Regions from separate parts of the Homo sapiens genome. Here all the other regions are linked to region 2. Evidence: chromatin loops called from intact Hi-C (ENCODE). Cell type or tissue: heart left ventricle. All regions are shown on one strand. Region 1 overlaps CMSS1 (cms1 ribosomal small subunit homolog). Region 2 overlaps CMSS1 (cms1 ribosomal small subunit homolog). Region 3 overlaps CMSS1 (cms1 ribosomal small subunit homolog).

Region 1 (8,000 bases), 120 kb after region 2:
CGTCCATGTGCACGTGTGCACACATAGAGTGTTCTGTTTGAATATTCCACCTTCCTTGATATAGAAAGGAAAGTGTAATACCTCTTTTATCCACTCAATTCCTTTACAGTGAACAAACATTATCAACAAAGGTGGATTTTTAGTCAGAAATATCCTCATGCACAAAGAGTGCTACTAGTTGTTGGAGGCTACCATGACTCGCTGAAAAGATACTGCATACAGCCTTTGGGAAATAGATTCCCCATTCTAGATTTACAGAGTTGAGCTGTATTGTTCTTCATTTCTTGTTGTTGTAGTAGTTGGTAAATGTACACAAAAGCCTTCAAGTCTCTGTGTGTACATGTGTGTGTTTGTGTGTGTGTCTTTTGGGCAGAGAGGAGGGAAGAAGAAGGGAGAAAGATATCTGTTCCACAAAGTTTCAACACATAGTAGCCACAAATAGATGACAGAGATATATAGACAAATATTGTTTTTAACTAAAAGTCAGTCAGCCACCTTTCAGAGGTCAAGTGAGCCCTAAGCCACTTTTACATTTTGAGTCTACTGATGTATTTTTAAAAAGGAAATGAAGAAGTATCAAAGTAAGTTTATGAACTTGTGCTAAATTTTAAATCCTTGAGTTTAACAAAGAAATTTTATTTTTTGCCAAAAAAGGGCACGACAATAAAATGTAATTGGGCTAGTCATAATTATAACTCTAAGGGGCATAGTCTAGTAATGGGACAAATTAGCAATAATAAGATAAGTTTGTACTTCTATAAATCTTAGAATGCATCAGCATTTGAAGATAAATCTCAGAGTCAAAGTGGAAGTCACTGAGAGTCAACACCAGGTCCCCATGAAATAGCCCTACAAGCATCCAATACAAATAAGTAGGCTGAAAGAGTCTCTTTGGTATTACTAGGGCAATAATAGCCTCAATGGTAACTGAAGGCTGCTTCTGTGTGTTTCCAAACTCAGCTGGAACAGTTTCCATTAGAATTGATTATGTTCAAAAAGAAATCAGCACTATTTTAACTTATGTTTTGTCAAGAAGTGACTGAGCCTATAGTTGACTGCTGAAAGGAAACTCTGCTCCTGCAGTTTTTTCCCTCAAGTCCACAGGCTGTCAGAACAGTATCGTAGCACAATTTTCCCCACTTGCATGGTTAAATACCACCCCAAAGAAGAAATTTCCTTAGCAAATAATATTTGTGGTCAAGGAAGTAAAGAAACCTGATTAAATGAAGGAAAAAAATAGTTTCTGGACACAGGCCTTATCAGTATTCAGCTGCTTCAAAAGTACAAGAACCAAAATCTATACCTGTAAACAGCATTCCATGGTATCCTGTATACACATTTGCCTCAATGGTTAAATTGTACAAAAATGAACTGAAAGCTAACAGTCAATAGGCAATAGCTGGGAGTAGTTCGCACATGATTGTTATCTCTTTCTTCTGCTGAATTCAAAGCACTTCCTTTCATTCATTTCCTCGTTCTTTAGGTTTGCAGAATGCTCACTTTGTGCAGGGTATTGTGCTGGTCCTCCTACAGAATCCCATAAAGTGGGAAGGAAGTTTGAGACATCAGAGACAGCAGGTAGGCAGAGTGACTGACAGACAGTAGGCTCTTAATAAATAACAGCAATTCCTTTCCCTTCCCTTTCCACTCCCTGGAACTTCTTTATAGAGGTTCCATATTTGAGCTATGAAACTTAAATCAATGTCATAATCTAACAAGATAACAGATTCAGAAATCAGCAATACATGAAAATAGTTTAAAACATGGTGTGGTAGGATTTTAAGTGATCTTTTCCATGTACTTTCTATTATTGTTGTTCTAACACTGATAGCACCATAAATAAAAAGGGAGAGAAGACAAGGAGAAAGAAGGGGAAAAAGGACAGAGAGAGGATATTATATGAAGCAGAAACATTTTAGAATTCTTCAGTAAAAAAGCACTCCATTCTGGCTTGAGCTTTTCCCATATGCATATCCCTGAACAGGCTACTGCACAGCCTGGGTCTTAGTTCCATGAACTATAAGGGCTGCTAACTAGATAATCTCCAAGATCCATTCTCACTCTCCTAGCCCATAGTTCAAGTCCAATGAACTAAATAGCAGATGAGAGAAGTACAAAGTTCTGTAACTCTCTGTTAGTACTGTTTACCCCCTAAATCCAAATCTTACTACAAAACACTGAGTGTGATTTTCCCCAGAAGTTGCTGGAGTCAGTATGCAGTTCAAACTCTGGTGCCATCATTCCCTAGCTCTGTGATCTTAGACAAATTACCTAACCTCTCTGTTCCTCAGTTATCTATCCCATAGGGTTATTATGTGGATTAAAGTTGTTACTATTTGTAAAGCGTGTAGTGTCTGACATCAATTAAACATTAAATGTGTCACCTATTATTGTTTTTGTTATTATTATAACAATGAAGTCATACAAACAAAACCAGTATAGAAGTGATTATCCTAGATTATCACAGAAGCAGTACATGATGACAACATTTGGGTGTGCAGTTGTTCATTAGAAGACTGATGATCAGTAAGCTCTTTGACTCAACAGTGTGATATGGTTGTCTAAAATGGTAAGAAAATCTGTTTATACAACACCCCCCAGCCAACACACACATTCACATAGCCTATAAAAGGGGAGGATAACTCTGATAATGCTGAAATAATCATGATGAAATAATCTGTTCATTCTAAGCACCAACCTTTTGGACACAGGGTGTGAAAAGACTAAAATGATATAATATAGGAATAACTGAAGACTCAAGACAAACTTTTCAAATATTTAAAAGACTTTTATGTCAAAGCAACGCATTTATTCAACATGGTGTCATGGAAAGATGAAGAACAATGAGTGGAAGTTAGAAGCAGCCAGTTCTCAGTTTGGAATGGAATGGACTTGCTGGGGAAGTAAAAAATCTCTGGAGCTGTTCGGCACTGATTAATAACAACTAGACTGTGCATGTACCAATTCTTAGATAAAACACTGAAGTTTTGAGAGATAATTCAATCTAAGCGTAGACACAAGACTTTTGACATATCTTCCAAACCTGCATTTTATGATGTAGACTGGATGCTTAGTGACATAAATTATAATAGAATTTCTCATGTACAGAACCCCCAATTGGCAAGCATGCAAGATAATGGTGTTACATGATAACACAGAAATTTATATTAAAAGTTCAGACATCTCCATTAGGGTTTTGACATGTGGCCAATCTTAGTGGCCTGAGATGATAAGCAGCAATCTATAAATCTCCAATTTAAAACAAATGCAACAAAAGAAAACATTTCTAATCCATAAAGTAGACAACTAGCTCATTAATGTTCCAAATTAGTTTTGCAGTTAGTATAAGCTAGGTAAATTACTCAATTATTAATTGGGATTTCAGATACTAATCACACTGTTTGTGCCATTTTTTCATGTTTCCCAAAAGAAACATTCAGTCCCAGAAAACACAGTGACTGGGTCACCAATTTACTGTGTGACCTTGGGGCAAGTCCCTTAACCTCTCTGAGCTCCAGTTATCTCATCTATTTAAAAATGGGAACAGAGAGTGGCAATAAGAAGATCAGATGTTTTCTAAGGCCTCTTATACCCTAAAATATGATTTTATGAAAGGATCATTCTTCTTAATAAAACTCTAAGCACACCTTTTACTCTTAATTTGTTCATTTTTCTCAGTGAATACATTTCCAGCCATTATATGAGGAAGTGGAAGATTTAGTCTTACCACCACCACTGACTGCTTATATGAGACAGTTTTATTTTGTCCTTCTAGAGTCTGGAAGAAGTTGCCAGACAAAAGGAAAGGATTTTACAATTAGAAGCCACCTTCATATCAAGCAATTAACTACATAAATAATGGACAAAGCAGAATTTGGAACCGAAAGGGACGTTTTAAAATGTAATTTTCATAAAAATAATCTTAGAAGAAATAGTTTTACTCTTATTTTTTTACTTCCTGGATGCTTTATTTTCTCAGGCTTTCTAGGACCATTTCAATGAGTCTTGAAGTTTATAATTAAAATTTATGCTCAGGAATTGCTCTATTTGAGTTCCAAAGATAAAAGAAAACATATAAATCCAATTTACCTAACTGTTCTACTCTTAGTTGGTCAACTATTCCAAAGACATCCTAAACTATTCCAATGACTTCAAACTAACAAAACTTGTTCAATTGTACTTTGAATCCACAGGTCTTTCTCTGCAAATACTTACCCTGAAATCAAGCTCCACATCTACATGGGAAAATCTGTCAGTGGTTTCTTTAAAAATGTATTACTTAAAAAAGAAATGGGTCAGTCACGGTGGCTCACGCCTATAATCCCAGCACTTTGGAAGGCCGAGGCGGGCAGATCACCTGAAGTCAGGAGTTCGAGACCAGCCTGGCCAACATGGTGAAACCCCGTCTTTACTAAAAATACAAAAATTAGCCAGGCGTGGTAGCACACATGTATAATCCCAGCTACTAGGGAGGCTGAGGCAGGAGAACTGTCTGAACCCAGGAGTCGGAGGTTGCAGTGAGCCGAGCTTGCACTACTGCACTCCAATCTGGGCAACAGAGTGAGACTGTGTCTCAAAAAAAAAAAAAGAGAGAGAGAGATGGGCTACAAATTATATGACAAGGTCCCTTTAAAAAATGGACTGAACAAAGCACTGAGAACAATCTGTACTGGCAAGGGACAGGGAAGATGACCTAATAGGTCTTTTCCGTCTCTAATTTCTGTGATTTGGGGGTTTTTTTTCACTTCTGCAGTAATACTTGTGAGTTCAACATTTTCTCAAAACTATTATTAGTTACCAAGGAAACACAAAATGTTTGTAGGAATAAATAAGCAAATGGACTGGACCTAAGTAACAGACTTTTCCTGCTTCCCATTTAATAATCTTACAGTGGCGTCACATTACCAATTCTTCATTCTTTCTAAGTCATTCTACTTACCTACTAGTATGCTCACTAGAGTCCATAGCCAACTTATGGCATCCCCTGTAAACCAAGGGTAGGAAGTCTCTTACCAACAGATGATTCCTTATTAAATAGACTTCCTTGCTTTGTTTGATGAGGAACAAGACCGTGGCAATGTTAGGGGGCCAACAGGCAGTAGTTGGCTTTGTGACCACCAATGCTAGGGAGAATATGTAAACATGCGCTTTTAAATAGCCCAATGTCTACAGAAAAGCCACTAACATGATTCAGAAATATATAATAAAGGCAAAAAGAAACATAATATACATACACATATACATACACATACAGGGTCCATCCACACTACGAAAATGATGCTTTATAAATGCTTAGAAAAAGACTAAAAGAAACACAGTACATTGAATTGTTAATAGTTGGCAGTATTCATGTGGTAGGACTACATGTAAAATTTTTTACTTTTATGCATTTTCCAAATTATGAAGGGTGCCTATTAATTTTAAAATAAAAAAAATTTTAAATTAATTTTAAAACAAAAAAATTTTAAATTAATTTTAAAACCACAAAATATCATCATTTTAATGTTTTAATAACAAAGGACTTCCCATTCCCTAGCATCACATGGACACTACTACTGTAATCACTTCTCAAGGTACATATGTCACTGTTCTAGAGTCATAGTCAGCTGAAGTATGAGCAGAATAATTGGAAGCCTTCTGGAAACTCTGCGGACCATATATAGGCCTGGGACCAGAGATTCAGGCTACAGATAAAAGTAAAGAGGGTCTATATATATAGACCTGCAGTTCATATATATATTCAGTTACTGCAGTTTATATGTATATTAAGGTCTGCTGGTTAAAGGCTCTTTTAAGTACAGTTTAAGTGCGGAGATATGGTATATTTCATGTGGGTATCTACATGTACAGAGCCAGACAGGTGGCACCCAAAGAACTGAAAGAAGAGTGAAAGAAGAGTGAAGAAATGAGGTTGATTAGAAAAATGATTGTCTAGGGCATGGAGAGAAGGTTCTTTTACCACAGACATCCCCTTTGGCTCCACATTCACAGTTGCCTACAGGTCCCTTCAGCCTTCGTCCTAAGTTGTGTAGCAGCAGAGGAGAAGGGATCGGAGAGTAGAAGCACAGGATCGGATCCATGGCAAGGTTATCCAGTGCTCAGTGGCAAAGCTGCTTTGCAAGAAGGCTGTGGGTAAGGTGGTAGAAGGTAGCGTGGGGTGCAATAAACACCGAAAGCTCATATTCTGGCCAATCCAACTGTAGTCTGAAGCAATGCAGGACCATGGAACTATACCTCTCCCTATGCAATCCTGGGTCTGTTCCCACTCTGTTCAGCTTCTTATACAGGACCAGGTCCATAAGACCAGGTCTTATACAGGTCTTGCTGTTTTTCTTTGTACATGACAGTGTTTCCATATATACTATCTCACAGAGGCAAAGAAGCAAACATGTCATATACAAAGTTAGCATTACCATCTCATAGCTCAAAGCAGAGCTCCTAGGGAGCAGAGCGTACCAACTGCTTAAATGACCAAAGGACCAGCAATGAAAATTTTGGGTAGCTGCAAGAAACATCCTATTAATTACTGCTTCTTTGGCACTTACTATACTTGGATGACTGAAAGACATGACCAGTCAAAAGAAGAAACAAAGGCAGGGAGAGAAGACATGAAAGAAAATAAGAGCAGTTACTTCAAAAAGAGGAACTGGCTTGATGTGATTAGCAGTATATTAATGGTATTTTTTAAAAGTTAAATAATGATGATGTTGTAATTATGGTCAGTAGCAACTGACTTCACTAATAACACCTGTTAATGTGGTCATTGTCATGGCCTCCTGACAATTAGCTCGAACCAGGGAAACTGGTGATATTAAGCTGTCTTTGACATAATATAATATGGCTAAATCTAGTTGGTATCTCCTTGTTTCTTGCCTTGTTACCTACAAACCCCTTCTCCCGCATTAGAAAGCAATGAACTTGGTAGAAAAATTTCTTTGTATCATTTCTAAATAACAGTTTAAAGCTAGTGCTGATTTAGATCATAAACTCAGATTACTAATTGTAGAAAGGACCTTGGTGTCTAGGTATGCTTATTTGTAGTAAATTCCTGATTAAAAAATGAAAAGAAAGTCACAAAAGTAATTGGACAGAACAAGGTTAGGAAGTAAAACTCTCTCATCCAATTTTGAGGCACAGTGATCATAACTCTACTATTTTCACAAATGAAACCAAGAGAATTTCACAAATGAAGAAAATTTCAGAAACCAAGAGAATAAAAATTACATCTCAGAAAGAATTTTGGTTGAAAGAGGGAAGGAAATAAAAGTCTACTCATCTACTTATGTGGCCAATGGCGCACAATGCCAACAGCTGGTTGGAGTTTGCAATACACCACCCAGGGTACTCTTGTATCAGTTAAAGGTCCTGCTCCCTCAAAACCCTTGACTTTCGTTTGAAGTGAAATGGTGATGATATTCTAATTTTACTAGAACAAGATACGTTGCTGCCACCTTCCAGAAAACTGTCAGTAAATCCACAAATCCACAAAAAAGAGGATGAGTCTTGGCTTTCCCAGTTCAAGATTCAGTCTAGAAAATAAACAGAAACTTCTCAGTTAAATCTGAACACTCCTTTACCAAACATACCTCTGAGAGATTCTGAACAAACTATTAGGAGAAGACAAGACTATTTATGTAGAAGAAGGCTATATATGTAAGACTATATATGTAGAAGGCTATATATGTAAACATTGCTTTAAATCCCTGTATCATTACTTTAGTAGCGGTGTGACCTTGGTCAAGCCACTTTAGCCTTCTAAATGTCTTTATCTGAAAAGAATGGATCATATCACATCAAAATGTGTTGTGAAGATTAAATGATGAAATGCTTGTAGAGCACTAAGTATGGTGGTAGGTATGATCTAAAAGCTCAACAAATGAGGGCTATTAATATTGGTTCCTGAAGACAGTGGTCACATAACTATGACCTCACTTGGAAAGCTGAGTCATAGCTGGGTCAAGAGACTGATGTTTCAGGAGTAACACATTAGTAATGTAACC
Region 2 (8,000 bases):
TATTATCACAGACCACAAGCCCTGGTACCATCCTTGCACCACAGAATCCTGGGTTTGTACTTCCTAAATTGTGTATTTTTCTATTTCTTCTGTTAAATAACTGTTTTAAAAGGGGCAATTATTTGTAGACTTAAACTATGATGCAAAAGAAAAACTCTCAGCTGGGCGCGGTGGCTCACATCTGTAATCCCAGCACTTTGGGAGGCTGAAGCAGGCGGATCATGAGGTCAGGAGTTCGAGACCAGCCTGACCAACATGCTGAAACCCCCACCTCTACTAAAAATACAAAAAAAAAAAAAAAAAAAAATCCGGGCGTGGAGGCGCGCACCTGTAATCCCAGCTACTCAGGAGGCTGAGGCAGGAGAACTGCTTGAACCCGGGAGGTAGAAGTTGCAGTGGGCAGAGATCGAGCCACTGCACTCCAGCCTGGGTGACAGAGGGACACTCCATCTCCAAAAACAAAAAAAAAAAAAGAAAGAAAAACTCTCAGATGATATAGAATGCTTTAGCCAACATGTATAGAAACATGTTGAGGAATGCCAGATTGTCACCAAATACAACTGGAAGTCACTGCTCTTAGTTGGATTCTCTGAAGTAAGCATGGTCCTTTCTAAATACCATTAAATATAATAACTTCTCTACTTCTTGGAGCTCTAAAAGGCAAAATTGAGGACAATAGCTATAAAGAGGCAGGTTTCTTTCAATAAGTGTTTTTTGACATGTAAATATACTCAGTTACATGCCTTTTTTCTTGTTTCCAAACCTCCCCGCTCCCCAACTCATTTTTTTTTCCTTCCATGCAGAACACAGTATACTACTAAGGACAATGTTGTGGGGGGAAAAACATACTGAGAAATCACAAAAATGACAGTTTACATCATTTGATAAAAATAGCAATACTTTACCAAATGGAAAATTCCATCAAATGAAATGTGGCTCCAATCAGATGACTTACCTAAAAATAAGAGAGACAGAAAGAAAAAAGTGAGAACTTGGTATGGTACTCAACCCTCAATATACTAGTCTGTAAAACATATGGTAGATATCTTAACAACTGATGGACAATCCAAAACAAACAGAAACTATACCAGATCAGGAAACACCAATTCCTTTAGAAACAGTAACTAATGTTAGAAAGGAAATGGTAAACATGGAGCAAAAGCAATGGTGAAAGAAAGTGGTATTTACTTTCAAACCACTTGGCTCTCATACATATTTTAAGGGGTCAGTTTTGAAAACGTGGACACGTATACATATAAGGGCTACAGCTAAACCATACATTGCACTCTCTTTCTCAAGACCTCTGGTTACTAAGAGAGAGACAATCAAAGCTGCAGACTTTCAAATATCTTTGCCTCCTATGACTCAAGAAAAAGGTGCCAGTGTATCATGTGCTACTGTAATTTCCTCTGTTGACTTTCTTTCCCCTTAACACTTAGATGTTTTGGCTGTTTGCTTTTTTATTTTCCAAAGTGAATACTGATGTTCATGAAAGGTGCCAGATTAACAACCTGGGGAAATTAAGAGCTTGGTCTATCAAGTGAAAAGGCTCAGTGTAGTGGAGGTGACGAAAGTTTCCCCTATACCGTGCTTGCCTATGTGCATTAGCTCTGACCCACAGTCACCCCAGCCCTCTAGTCTTCATGGTCCATTAATGTCTTTGACTGCTCAGGTTGCTAACAGGAGCAGACAGTCTTGTTTCTGCTTTTAATGCTATCATTATTATTACCACTACTGCGAACTCTAACTCCCTCAGTGAAATTATGGGGAAATTTATATTGGCTGCCATTTTGTTTCAGGACAACAGGAAAATAAATTGAACTGAAGATAGATCTTATATTCTTGATAATACCGTAGGTTAAAATCCAAGAATTTCTTCAAACAGGAGGCAAAGCTTTGAGTGATCAAATTGAAACAGGCCTCAGTAAGTTCAGTCACTTGCACTCAATTTGAATTCTCATTCGGGAATATTCTAATATTTAAAGGCCAAAGAAGCTTTATTTTTCCTTTTAAGTCTACTGCAAACCAGTCATTTTTATTATTTCTTAGCAACTATGGTAAAGGTTTGGGTGGATGTTGAGGCTAAAACTATCGTTGCATATGAAATCTGAAAATCAATGTCAAACAGAAAAAAGTTTCTTTCCTATATTTATAGGTGTTCCAAGTTTCTGAACTATGTAGGCACTTTGTAATTATTAATTAATCCCACCCATGCCCAGGAATAAAATCACTTTGCTGCATCTAGTCAGATGACCAACAACTGTTTATTGATGACATTATGCTATTTCTGCACGCAAAATACAAGGGCCAGAGCAAGACAATACTCCTCCTAGTCTAGAGTTTATAACAGTAAGAGAAGCAAGGCTAGCAAACATATGCAAACATTAATGGTACAATGAAGTACAATGCTGAATGTTGCTGTGCAATAGACTTATAATTACTTAATAATTATTTGGAAAGATCATAGTATTAACCCCACCATTGTTCCCTGTCTTTGCTATTGTCCTTCTTTTTGTCAAAGACTATATTCTTTGCAGCTAGAGTAGATTTCCATCTTGACATCACCAGCACTTCCTCTAAATTCTAATCTCTAGAAGTCCTGGAGAATGAGAATTGCAGGATACCAATGACTACAGCAAACACATGGTAACACTTATATGAAGGGTACCCTGGCTGCAACTCATATGAAAATCTTGGAAAATTTTAGTTTGGGGAACTTTGGCTGCTTTTTTTCTTTGCCTTGCATAGCCTTTATCAAGCAAGTCCTTATGGTATTAAAACATTTGGCACTGGTTCAAGTCTATGCTATTGCTGGCAGGGAATCTAATTGGGAAGCAGGGGTGGAGTAGTTACCTTTATCAGGAATGACCTTAAAGTTATGGAAAGGCTCCTTCCTTCCCACTGCTTAGTAGCCTTACTGAAAGCTTTAAACCCAGATGTGAGAAAAGAGAATGTCTCCAACAGCAGCAGCAATTTATTGTAATTATGTTAGTAAAAACATTAGGAAGGTGGAAAATGTTATGTCAACTTGGAGGAGGGAAACACTTTGTGTACAGGTCCCAGGCAAGGTTGTGCTGGGGAAAACAACCATAACCTATAATTCCCAGGGAGCCCTCAGTTTCCAAATTTGCAAGAAAATTAGGAGTTAACTATTTTAAAAACTAGTAACTATATGCAATGCATTACCCAGTGGGTGAGAGACTATAAGAATCTGTTCACTAACAGACACCAATAGACACCTGTCTGTACTCCCTCAGTGGCTGGCAGTGGCCAATTCCCTGTTACCACTAGATAACTAATATATTTTTTCTATCAGTACTATATCACAATTGGTAACAGTGGCAGTCAAAGCAACAAGGCCCATTTTGCCTACACGATACTGTAGCTTCCATCAGTGACACACTTTTTTGGTTTAAGGCAATTTAAAGGTTGACCTTGAAATGCAATTAGAGCAAAATCTGTACACTTTCTGGGCCAATTCTGGGCCTCTCTGTGCCTCAGTCACATAACTGAGAGTTGGTTTTGTCCCTGACTCTCTTCTTCATTACATAACGGATCTCTTACTGTTTCTGCTGACTAGACTTTTGCATCTTTCATGATTTGATTTCTCTCATTTCATCTTCTCATTTTTTTCTGTGGTGGGAGATATACAAGCAAGGTTTCCAAAATTTGATATTTCACACAAAATGCATTAGCGAGCCATGGCAAAAATCTGTTTTGTGGGCAGACACATCATCAAAGCTCTCCTCTACATGGACTAGTTTTCTAGTCAAATAAAAATTTCAGGAAATAAGATATTTTCATCTCAAAAAATAAAAGCTAAAAAGAGTATGTCTGAGAGACTCAAACCATTTACTTTCATGGTCATGAAGAGAAAATAGAAAAAGCAATAAAAGCCTTAAGAGCAGAAAATGACAGGTGATTTCTCCTTTTCTTCCCATTTCAAACATTTACCAATAGGCTAATGAATGCCAAGGATGCAAGAAAAAGCGAGTCAGAAAACTGTAGGCCACAAGATGGTGTAAACCTCATGTGGAAAATACCAGCTAAGGCACTAAGAAAGCCAGTAAGTAATGAAAGATTTATAAAGATGAATATGCTCAAGTTTTGGACAAAGAATATACAGAACAAAACCAAACAAAAACACTTTTTAAAACAAGTTATTTTTTATCCTTCTCAATGCATATTAGAGATAGTTCAATTTTAAAAGCTTGCAGTGGTTTAGTAATCAAATAGCTTAAGACAATGCACAGTTCTACCCATCAAGAATGCTTGTTTACTTTGGCTGACATGCCGCAATTATTAATTTACTTATCTGATTCAAAACAGAGTAAGCTCTTACTTTTAATTTCCTAACTTAACTAGCAAACTCTGGGAGTCACTATGCTAAGGGCTGAGTGCAACCCAAGCTGGAATTTTTTTTTTTTTTTGGAAAGAAAAGATGTAAGATAAATGAGCTGAATTCTCATCATTCCAAAGCTGAGTTTTAACAGTACTAAACAAAAAGGGTAAAACTACAACTTCTGGGATTTGAATGATAGCCTTCATGACTATATAGAAAAAATACTTTTTTTAAAAGGAGACTTTGGGGCAGAAAATTATAGATGATAACCTCATGAAAAGCACTGAAAGATAGGAACCAAATTTATCCATTTGTGGGTAATAGTTATGATAATTATGGGGAAGGAGGAAAAAAGGCTGTTGGCAAAGGTATTCAAAGGAAGTACCTAACTATTCCACTCATGAAGAAATCTGGAGATTATTTAGGGAAATGACTTGTACAAAGGAAACAATTCAAAGACAACAAAAACAAAATTTAAATAAGAGCCAAAGATCAGTTGAGGGCTGGGGAAAACAGTTTGGGTTAGTTTCTGAGGTTATCTTAATGGGGTCAGCCTGTCTTACTGCCCCAGCCCCCAGAAACCACCAGTATACCTACCTGCATCCCACAGAGTTTTATAACTGCAACAAATTTTACCCAGAGGTCTACGGCTAAGGGCTTTCTGGTCTAATGCTTTAGGGCTTTCCAGAAACCTCTTTTCTATAAAACTTCTATCCCACTTCCTATCAAACTACCTTTCCCTTCTCTACCATTCTCCATTCTGGTTCTGGCATGTGTGGATTGAAAAAGCAATAGCGGAGGTGGGAATGAATGGGGACACAGCTGGTCTGTGGCAAAGAGATGGTGGGTAGCAAGCAGCTGCATTTTGGAGGATTAGGATCTTGGAAGCCAAAGAAAGCTTCTTCCAAGTTCTCTCCTTTCAGTTCTTTCCTCTCTTGGGCAATAATAGAAATTCCACAAAACACACAAACTTTCTGAATTCACAACACTCTTCCTCATAACCAAGTGTGTTTATTATGACTGCTAACATTTTCTGTGTGCCTTGTATTTAGATTTCTCTAAGAGTTTCAAAGAGGCTTATAAATTTCCATTAAAACAAATATTTCTGGCTATATTTTATAAATACAATTTAACTTTAGAATCATTGGAATTCAATTTGTTAAAAGGTTATTCTTGTAAAATTTGGTTTATTACACTACACTCACATTTCCTAAACCAGGGTTCTTAAAATCTAGACTTCATAAGAATTCTCAGGGATGCTATAAATATAGATTCATATTTAGTAGGTCTTGGGTGGAACCCTGGAATCTACATTTTTAATAAGCACCCAAGGAGATTCCTATACAGTGGGGGTAGAGGGACCCCACTCTGAGATCCCATCCTAATCTGAACCCCCTAACCTCCCAGCTTCACCTTTTTCAAGACAGCCTGTTTGAGTGACAGTAGTCAAGCAGTCACACTGAATATTGAGCCAAAAACACAAAGTGAGCAATCTGAGAAAAAGAAAATTATCACCAACAACCTTTCATTTTTAACAATACAAGGTGCTATACAAATACAGGAAAGAAAGGGAGGTTTCCTGGTTGTAACTCCACTTCCTTGAGTAAGATAAGGTTTGGTATTATGAATGAATTAGCTGGCTTTCCTATTCATAAGAGTTGAACCTTTACTGGCTTTCTGGTTACGTCCTGCTGCATTCTGGCACCCCTTTTCCCAGCATGATGACAGCCTTGTAGAGCCAGCCTTGATTTCTCAAATTGCAAGCAAATTAGAACCTAACTACTTAGAAAAGTAATGAAAGTGAAATCCAATATCTAATGGGTATGAGGCTATGAGAATCTGCTTGCCAACAGACACCAATAATTCTCCTGCCTCTAATCTCTCAGTGGCCAGATTTTCCCCACCTGCCCCATAGGGGGAAACTCAAACATTAAGAATCTCAGACTAGCTCAGAAGCCAGAATTCATTTTGATGACATTACGTGCTTCCACTTTTAAACCCACCAATCCTACCTTTTAGGTATTATCACTACCTAGTCCCAGTTCTCATTCCTCAACCCCCACCTATGGTGCTCTCTCTTCATGAAGCCGTCCTCTTTTGGTTTCATGACATCCTGTTGGCTACTCTGTCCTGATGATGATGATGTTTCTTAATTCCTTGTATCTTGGTTTTGACCTTATAATTGACTACAACTATTCTTTCAAACGTCACCTGCAACTAAATTTAATGGGATTTTCTTAATCCTTTTTCTCCACCACTCTGATGGGTGACCTCATTGGATTTTTCCTTCTGTTGGTTCTCCTCCCTTGGTTTCAGTGGTAACACAGTTCTCTTATGAACACAAAGAATATTTGATCTTCTCAGTATTAATCCTTCCAACCTGTCACAATACACAGAGAATAGAAGATATGTTCAGCTACCATTATACACAATGTTCTTGAGCCCAAGACAGTTTCAGTTCACTCTAAAGAAAAATCCCCTCCTTGATTATATGCAACCCACTATCATCCTACGGAAGCTGCATTTTACTTGGAGTTTAGGTTTCTTGGAGAATATGTAAGGGGGAAAAAACCCTCAATTTATGTCAAAATTACCTTGCAAATCCCCTAGGAAGGCATCATGCAGGAAGCCAATACTGTCTCTCAGTAGGCCGAATCAAGGTGGATTTTGCCTCCAGTTTTGGTAACCATCTGAGTAAGGCAAGATGCTTACCCTGAGAGAGGCAGGTGGGAACAGACATGTACAGAAAAATCAATATACACCGTCCATTTCAGGTTCATTCCCAGGCATAGACTCATTGAATACAACCTGAGAAGACTTGTTTGCACAATGTAAATTTTTATGCCTTCTCTCTTTATATTCATTTGCTGAGCAGGTGTAGTTGAACTCATGCAAAGTTAGTGTTTGTATGATACAACTTCAACATAGAACTTAATGGTTATTGCTCAATAAATATACATATGTCTATGCTCTTGACTTTTAGCATCTCAAGGGTAAACAAACAACAGAGGCAGACACTAGATCAAGTATGAAGATCATAGATCAAGTATGAAGATGACCTTAAGAAAACTGGAGAGTTTTCTTGCAAAAACTTCTCGAGTACACAAATCAAATATACTTGTGATGCACTGGAAAAAACACTGTACTTAGTGTCAAGGGACTGAGATTCTAATTCCAATTCTGACACACATTAGCTAAGTCACCTGGGCCATCTACAAAATGGATACTTCACAGGGTTGTTTTGAGATTCAAAAGAAAAAATGCATGTGAACGCATCTATCATAGTCACTTGCACATGGTAGGCACTTGCTACAGGTTTATTCTAGGTGCATTGGTTAAACTGAAGCTAAGAAGACAAAACAACCACGTAAGGGAAGAAAACCCTGACAGTGCTGGGCATATGGCAGGTGCTATGTAAGTATTTACTGCACTACACTGAGACAGAAATCAAGCTGGTTTGACTGAGTCAATGTGTAACTTGCCAGTTCTAACATTCTTTTATTTTCTCCACATGGTCATTGGTATGAAGTCCACTTATGGCTTCATAAACATGGGCTTACAACAAAAGTGCTTCTAATCAGATTTGGCAGGAAAAGGAGAGAAACACAGGGTGAGGTAAGTGTGAGGCTACAGTGCTGAATAATAGGGATGGCAGTAC
Region 3 (8,000 bases), 61 kb after region 2:
AGCTGATTAAGAATGTCCTTGGTAATAATTGTGATGGATTTTAAGGAAAATATGAACAAATCAAAGAATTATTTCTACATGTAAGTCTCATTCTGATTCTCAGAACTTAGAAGACCAAAAAGTAAAAATTCTACTTTAGATACATAATGGCTAAAAGAACCACTACAAATATTTCATTGTGCAACTCTAATCACCTTTTAAGTGTTGTTGTACCTTTCTGATTAGGAAATTATAACATAAGCACCATGCACTTCTTTGTCTTTCTTAGGAAAATATTAAGTACTTTGAAATACAGCCATGTTAGTGCCCTGAGAAAGATTCCAAGGTTGCTATAGAATTGTTTGTTTTTCCTTCTTTCAACTGATAAAACGTACTGCGAGTAAAATTGCCTGTTGAAAGGTGGGACTATACGTGGAAGCACAGACAGTTATGCATTCCTGACTTCCTCAAGTAAAGAACTACTATACAACTGACTTTTTAGACAGAGCTGAAGAACAAAAATCCTAAGTATATTTAAATATTTAACCAAGAAGCCAGTTGCCAACTATGGAGGGTTTTATTTAAATTTAGCTTATTAAAAACAAACAAACTGAATCATACAAATATGTCAAAATAAAAATTGAGGAAACCAGCCTAAAGTTTTTTTGTAGGCCTAGCCTCAGCATTTTTAGAACCAGGAGGTTACAAGGCAAGTTTTTCTTTAGTTATAATCTTAACAATAAATCACTCTGGCTACTTGCTCACAGATTTTTGGGAACTTTATCCTGCTTTCACATTTATGAAATATTCCTCCCAATTTTTTTTGGAATTTACTCACCAAAATTTATGTCAGGTGGCATTCAACTAACAGCTGTATGCTAGGAAATAAAATGGCTAAAGGATTCTGGATATATCTTGAAAGAATTGGCCACATTTTTAAGACCACACAGTTATGCAAAAAGACCCCTCATAGTATGGATGTGTGCTGGTTACAGTGTGCAGTTTACAATGAGGGTGTCCAGTCTCTAAGTCCTGCTGAGAGGGAGTGGGGCAAATCAATCTCCAGATCCTTCCAACCCTGATGATGTCTTATGATTCTGAGGCTCTCTTCTTTCTTCTCTTTTTCTTTCCTTTCTCTTTTTCTTTCCTTCCTTCCTTTTCCTCTTTTTTCCTTTCCTTCCCTTCCACTTCCCTTTCCCTTCCTCTCCCTTTCTCTCTCCTTTCTCCTCTTCTTCTTCCTCTTTCCCTTCCCTTCCCCTCTTTCTTTCTCCCTCCTCCTCCTCCTTCCTCTCTCTCTCCCTTCCCCTCCCCTCTCTTTCTCTCTCCCTCCTTTCTTCTCCTTCGCCTTCTCCTTCTTCTCCCCCTCCCCCTCCCTTCCCCTCCCCCTTCTCAGGCTGAAGTGCAGTGATGATATAATCATGGCTCACTGTAACCTCCAATTCTTGGACTTAGGTGATCCTGATCCTTCTGCCTCAGCCTCACGAGTAGATGGGACTACAGGTGTGCATCACCCTACCGAGCTAATTTTTTTTCTTTCTTATTTTTACTTAATTTTTAAAAAATTTTTTAATTTTTTTATTTTTTTGGAGAGACAGTCTCACTATGTTGCTAAGGCTGATCTCAAACTCCGGGGCTCAAGTGATCGGGTGTGAGACACCATGCCTGGCCTGAGACTCTCTTTTCTAAACAAACTTTGGTTCTTCTCTCCATGTCCTATACCATGCAATGTTTTAGTTTTTGGTATACTGTTTGGTAACCATGTTTCTAATGCACTACTGTTAACTACTTATTTTTTGGACATAAGACAGCATTAAAATGATGACATACTCTATAAATCAGAAACAGAATGTTATAGCTTTAGAATAAAAAATACTTATTATCTTACCACCACCATTGTCTACACAGCTCTGCTTTTAATTTTGTTTGAAATATGCTCTACAGGTCTGATTCTCATATTTTTTATTCAAGTCTATATGATGAGGTAATCTGTAAATATAATAACAGCTTCCTCCATGAAAGGAAAAAATGTGCAAATAAATGTCCTATTGTTAAAGATGAATTATTTGGACAAATATTCTAAATTCTTATTTCATTTTCAAATTCTCAACTTTCAGGGCCTAGAAAGGTAGTATAGTGGTCTACCCCAGCAGTATACATGCCTTCTATTTTTCTTTTTACCTTATTAAAAGTATTCAAAACAATTTTATATTTTTATTTGGTAAGGGAAAAAGAATTTAGAGGGGAGGTAGAATAATGATTATGAGTTGCGATTAAATCCTGCAGCCACTGTCATCATGACTTTAAAACAACGAACAGATATTTTTCTCAGCCGAGGACAGTTCTCATGGACTCCTGCCAGTTTTGTGAAGTCCAGACAAAGTCAAGGTTCCTTTTTAGCTCTGGGTCCCTTCTGGATCCATAGGGAAAAGGCCACTAAGGTGAAGGGGGTGGGGCAGGAAGGACTGGAGAGTGGTTAACTAAATATCCAATAATAGGAGAATGGTTACATAAATAATGGCACCTCCATACAATGAAATACTATGTAGCTATCAAATATCATGGTATGGAAGATTTATGACAATAGCTAATGTTCCCTAAACAATATGTATAGTATAACAGATACAAAGATAAGAAAGTCTATGGGAAACTATACAAAAGGTCAAGGGTATAAATCTCTGCGTGGTTGAATTAAAGGTAAATTTTAAAAATTCTTTGTGCCTGCTTCCCCATTTTTCAGTGCTGAATATATTATTACTTTTTTTTTTTTTTTTTTTTGAGACAGAGTCTTGCTCTGTCGCCCAGGCTGGAGTGCAGTGGCACAATCTCAGCTCATTGCAACCTCTACCTCCCAGCTGCAAGTGATTCTCCCTGCCTCAGCCTCCCGAGTATCTGGGATTACAGGTGCCTGCCACCACGCCCCGCTAATTTTTGTATTTTTTTAGTAGAGGCGGGGTTTTGCCATGTTGGCCAGGCTGGTCTTGAACTCCAGACCTCAGGAGATCCGCCCACCTCTGTTAGCACCTGTGCAACAAATGACTGTATCCTTGATGGAGACAGTGCCTATTGGCAATTTGGTACTTTGTAGTATAGAGCCAGCAAATCACTACTTTAAATACTGCAGCCAACATACTGGAAGAAGCAGTCCCTACTAAAGGCTAAAAATAAGAATACTGTGGATTCAGGCCTCCAGATGTAGCCACCACCACGTTAAACTACAATCATCCCTCAAATACCTTCAAGTAATTATGATGTGCATGGTAACTTGTACTGAAGAGAGTGGGTTAGATGCATAAAGTCTTAACACTAAAAAAAATGGCATCATTTGCTTTTTTCAGATTAACAGTCTGTAAGACCAAATGCCTTCAGCCCATTCTTTAGCTGCAGCTACATCAACAGGGCAGTTCTGATACAGACATGAAATCATTTGTGTCAGAAAACACTACCAAAAGGTTCAATAATAAGAAAGCAGTCTTTTGTTTAGCAGCCACACAGAAAAGACCTTTGGATACTGCTTACACACCCTTTCTAGGATGAAAACTCCTTTTCCGTAACAAAAAATTTCCAAATTCTCCATTGATAGTTGTAGCTTTTTCTATTCATTGACTGAGTGAAGACATAGTTATAAAAGCCTATAACAAATTCAGAAAACTTTAAAGCAGCTTATAAGCTATCAATCACAATAGTATCCAGGGCTATTCTGAAGATGTAATAGACATACCCAATTTTTTAAAATGCTTTTGCTATATGGATTGCAGGGCCCCTTTTGTCAACTCTGAAAGCTCCCAGGAGTTCTGGGCTTACAGGTTGAGAATGACTATCATAAAGCATATATTATCTGATGAACCAAGACCATAATTTCAAGAACTTTATCTTTTTATTGGTTATTACTAGAAATACATCTACCAACTGTCTGTATGCACACACTCACAAAAGAGCTGCTAGGCAGAGGATATGAAAACAGCTATGAATGAGTTGCACGCTGTGGACACAAAAGCATGTGTGGCACTTCTAAGCCCAAGGGCTTCTCCCACTGGCTCTGTGACAAGAGGTTTCGCATAAGAGGTGGGAACGTGAGAGCCCTGACAGGGTTTCTCTTTTTAAAAAAATTGGGGTTAAAGTTGACTTCTCTTTCCTTATGAAGGCTTCCTGTGTCAACAGGCTGCCAGCCCCCAACCCCTAGCAAAAACAGTGGCTGCTCCTAAATGCCAAAATAATTGTCTGGGTTTTGCATGCTGAAATTGACTTGGCAGGCTCTCTACCTTGCAAGGAACACAAAGAGCTTAGTTTAGTCTGTGTGTAAATGCTTCATAATCATTGCTAAAACATCCAAAGCAACATGCTTAAGGGAGAGTAATGATTCTTTGTTTCCCTCCTTAATTGTAAGCTTCTGACATCCATTTATTTACTTACAGTTCCTAGCAGCAGCCACCCTCCTTAGTCAACACGCACTCTTGGCTGCCCTGGGTGCTTTCTAACAAAGGGCTATATGGAACCACACACAGTGGGTGGAACCCCCAAGCTCAATCTATCCCCATTACCACAGACCTCAGAGAGTCTGAGGTCCAGATCTACGCAACAAGGCTGGGAAGCAGTCTGGGTAAGCCAACCTCACCTCATGAGGGAGTATGGGGAAAGCACTCCTTCGTAGCGATGAGTGGGACTTTGGAAAGGGTGGAGATGGCCCTTCTTAGAGGAAGACATGAGAAGAAACCTTTTATCAGTCTGAAGAACCCAGGACTTAACCCGAACTCATAGGGTCTAGTCACAGCCACATGACCACCAAAAAGCATCAGGGAGAGCACAGCAGGGTGACTGCTTGTTCTGTGTATTTTCCTTGATGCTTTTTGATGATTCTTGATGATTTTTGACTTAAGCAGAGTCTAAAAGCTGTTATAAGCTCCTGCTTTATAACAACTCCCTCCCTACTGCCTAGAATGAGCCGAATAATGAACAGTAGTGAAGAAGCTTGAATTTAATTCACTCTGTGCCTTCATCGCAGATTTGACCAAACCTAGGCTTTTTCCCTTTCTCCCTGGTGATCTATGTTTTTTTCTCTTCTCACCACTTTGTGATGCAGGTCTTTGGTGAAAGATACTGGCTACTTTAATTTTATTGATATAGTCAGTGCTGCACCATAATTGCTGAGATGTCTCTCCCAACTTTACACAGATAATTCTTCCTAAAGAGAAGGAATTCAGGCATTAGAAAGTAGGCTTGCAAAGACTGGGTGGGCTCTGAAGCCAGTTTGAATTCCTGTTCTGCCACTTGCCAGTTCTGTGGCTTGGGGCAGATTAACTTAACCTCTTTAGGTTTCGGTTACTTTAACCCATAAAGTGCAGATGAATCAGAGTACTACCTTACAGGGTTGTTTTCAGTGCCTAACGATTTAGTGTGCACAAAGTGCCTTAGCATTGTGCCTGCAGACAGTAAATTTTGTGTTGCTGTTGTGTTAGAGGATTAAAAAAGTCTTGCTTGGTGGAGAGACAGACGTGACAGCCTGGGTGAGTATCCCCCTCTGAATCAGCAGCCTTTGTCATCTTTTTTGGAACAGCTGTAGCCAGCTTGGACCAAGAAGTCATTTCATGTTACGTCCCTCCAAACTGGCAGGATCATAGTTCCCTATCACCTCTCTACTAAACAACAAGCACTGGTTCTTGGCCAAATCCCAATTTCTTCAGCTTGCCAATCTCCATCTCAGTTAGGCACAAAATAACACACACTCTTAAAATACTTGTTTAGCACTGACTAGAAGAACTCCCTCCCTTTGGTGAGGTAGGGCCTGAGTAATGTACTCTCCTCATGATGCTAAAAATCCACTAGTTATTTTCTTATCTCATTTGATGTTCTAAGAGGGAAGGCATGTCTGCTGAACCAAGAGATAAAGTTGTATCATTATGACATCTCCATTAGGATAAGCTATGAGTTCCTATCATGTTCTAGGTACCAGGCACAGCATCTTGTATGTGTCATCTCTAATCCTCCCAATAACCCTATAAAACACTGAGCCCTGAAGAAATGAAGTAGTTTGACCCAATTTGGACAGCAGAAGTTGCGAGGGAAGTAAGATTATAACTCGGCCAGGCCGACTCCAGAGCCTATGCTCTTTCCCCTGCTGTCTACCATGCTGTTTATTACTGCTTTGCTTATATTTGGATTATAGAAAATAGACTGAAGCTCCAAGACACCAAAGATGTAATTTTTTTTTTTTTGAGACGGAGTCTCATTCTGTTGCCCAGGCTGGAGTGCAGTGGCGTGATCTCGGATCACTGCAACCTCCACCTCCCGGGTTCAAGCGATTCTCCTGCCTCAGCCTCCCGAGTAGCTGGGACTACAGGCGCATGCCACCACGCCCGGCTAATTTTTGTAATTTTAGTAGAGATGGGGTTTCACCATATTGGTCAGGCTGGTCTCAAACTCCTGACCTCAGATGATCCACCTGCCTTGGCCTCTCAAAGTTTTGGGATTACAGTCATGAGCCACCATACCCGGCAAGATTTAACATTTAACCAAAGTAGATGGAATATGAAAAATAAAAGCCCGGAGTTATTAATCCAAATGTGTAATGTTATTGAAGGTTTTATCTTATGAAGCTTATTCTGAAAAAGTGTCAGGGCTGACACATTTTGGAAATGTCTTCAAACCTCCTTTGAAGGCCACACACAAAAGCCAGTCCCATTATTTTAATGTCATAATTGGTTCTTTTGACCAAAATAGGCATGAGCTGACCACTAGATTCACTAGATTTGTTTTTAAGGAACCTGTTCTTGTTATCAGAAATTAAGTTCGCCTTTAAAGAAACAGGCTTTGCCCCAGCTGAGGGATATTTCAAAGCAGATGACTCCAAAAGTGGAGGTCCAAAGTTGTTCTAAGCAGTGGTAATGTTGTTAAAATGAGGTCACAGCAGCTCTTTGCCCCTTGAAATAATTCTCTCTTGGCTCCTGGGACATAGTTTACTCTCCTGTTTCTCTGTCTATGCCTGATACCCAAGCTTGGTGCCTTCCTTCTTCTTTTCTCCCCTTTCCCCCATGGCACTCTCTTTTTTTCTTTTAAGAAAATCACCTCTTGTTTTTCAGTTTTTTTTTTTGAGACAGAGTCACACTCTGTCGCCGAGGCTAGAGTGCAGTGGCACTGTGTCGGCTCACTGCAACCTCTGTCTCCTGGGTCCAAGCAATTCTCCTGCCTCAGCCTCCAGAGTAGCTGGGATTACAGGCATCCACCACCATGCCCGGCTAGTTATATTTTTAGTAGAGACGGGGTTTCACCATGTTGGCCAGGCTGGTCTTGAACTCCTGACCTCAGGTGATCCGCCCGCCTCGGTCTCCCAAAGGGCTGGGATTACAGGCGTGAGCCACGGCGACTGGCAAGGAAACCACTTCTTAAAATGTTTATGTATCCAATATGTGCCTAGTGCTTTCTTTCAAATCTTTTATTATGAACATTTCCAAATATACAAAATGTAGAAAGAAGAATAAAACCCATGTTCTCTTTACCCATCTTCAGAGATCCTCAATATTTTGCCATATTTATTTCACCTCTATCCCCTGCCATTATTTTTTTCTGGAGTATTTAAAAGTAAATCCCAGGAGAACATGTCATTTCACATTTAAATACCTCATTATGCATCTGGAAAAATAAAAAGCACATTCTTCACATAAACACAATGCCATTAACACATCTAATAAGATTAACAGTAACTTCTTTTTTTTTTTTTGAGATGGAGTCTTGGTCTCTCACCCAGGCTGGAGTGCAGTGGCACGATCTCGGCTCACTACAAAGCTCCACCTCCCAGGTTCACGCCATTCTCCTGCCTCAGGACTACAGGCGCCCACCACCATGCCCCACTAATTTTTTTGTATTTTTAGTAGAGATACAGTTTCACCGTGTTAGCCAGGATGGTCTAGATCTCCTGAAAACAGTAAATTCTTAATATCACCTAATTTATAGTTCACATTCAAATTTCCTTAGTCTTCTTTTCCCACCTCATGGATAATCAAACCAGCTGCTATCAAGGCAACATGCTA

Evidence for each region. Hi-C counts contacts between places; a loop is a spot of excess contacts. Peaks named below come from ENCODE experiments on the same cell type or tissue, not always from the same donor. Only the 100,000 strongest peaks of a DNase experiment are listed, where the experiment ranks them.
Region 1: a loop joins it to region 2, with 2.9 times the contacts of the local background. A loop is called at or near these places in 18 of 110 quality-filtered maps.
Region 3: a loop joins it to region 2, with 1.9 times the contacts of the local background. A loop is called at or near these places in 16 of 110 quality-filtered maps.

Annotation. Positions count from the first base shown.
Region 1 is chr3:99,878,126-99,886,125 of GRCh38, reverse strand. The region is part of intron 1 of CMSS1 (cms1 ribosomal small subunit homolog); the gene reads right to left. All of the region lies in intron 4 of FILIP1L (filamin A interacting protein 1 like), which reads left to right. The region is part of intron 1 of LOC105374010 (a long non-coding RNA gene); the gene reads right to left. Among named protein-coding and RNA genes, the nearest start is that of HP09053, 58 kb to the right of the region's middle. RefSeq lists an enhancer at 7,787-8,000. In heart left ventricle, no CTCF peak of the experiment used is centred here; no DNase peak of the experiment used is centred here; H3K27ac peaks cover 4,215 bases.
Region 2 is chr3:100,003,086-100,011,085 of GRCh38, reverse strand. All of the region lies in intron 1 of CMSS1 (cms1 ribosomal small subunit homolog), which reads right to left. All of the region lies in intron 1 of FILIP1L (filamin A interacting protein 1 like), which reads left to right. The region is part of intron 1 of LOC105374010 (a long non-coding RNA gene); the gene reads right to left. Among named protein-coding and RNA genes, the nearest start is that of MIR3921, 43 kb to the right of the region's middle. In heart left ventricle, a CTCF peak has its summit at 4,027 (motif pointing right); no DNase peak of the experiment used is centred here; H3K27ac peaks cover 6,586 bases.
Region 3 is chr3:99,941,892-99,949,891 of GRCh38, reverse strand. The region is part of intron 1 of CMSS1 (cms1 ribosomal small subunit homolog); the gene reads right to left. All of the region lies in intron 1 of FILIP1L (filamin A interacting protein 1 like), which reads left to right. All of the region lies in intron 1 of LOC105374010 (a long non-coding RNA gene), which reads right to left. Among named protein-coding and RNA genes, the nearest start is that of MIR3921, 19 kb to the left of the region's middle. RefSeq lists a silencer at 480-680. In heart left ventricle, no CTCF peak of the experiment used is centred here; no DNase peak of the experiment used is centred here; H3K27ac peaks cover 2,422 bases.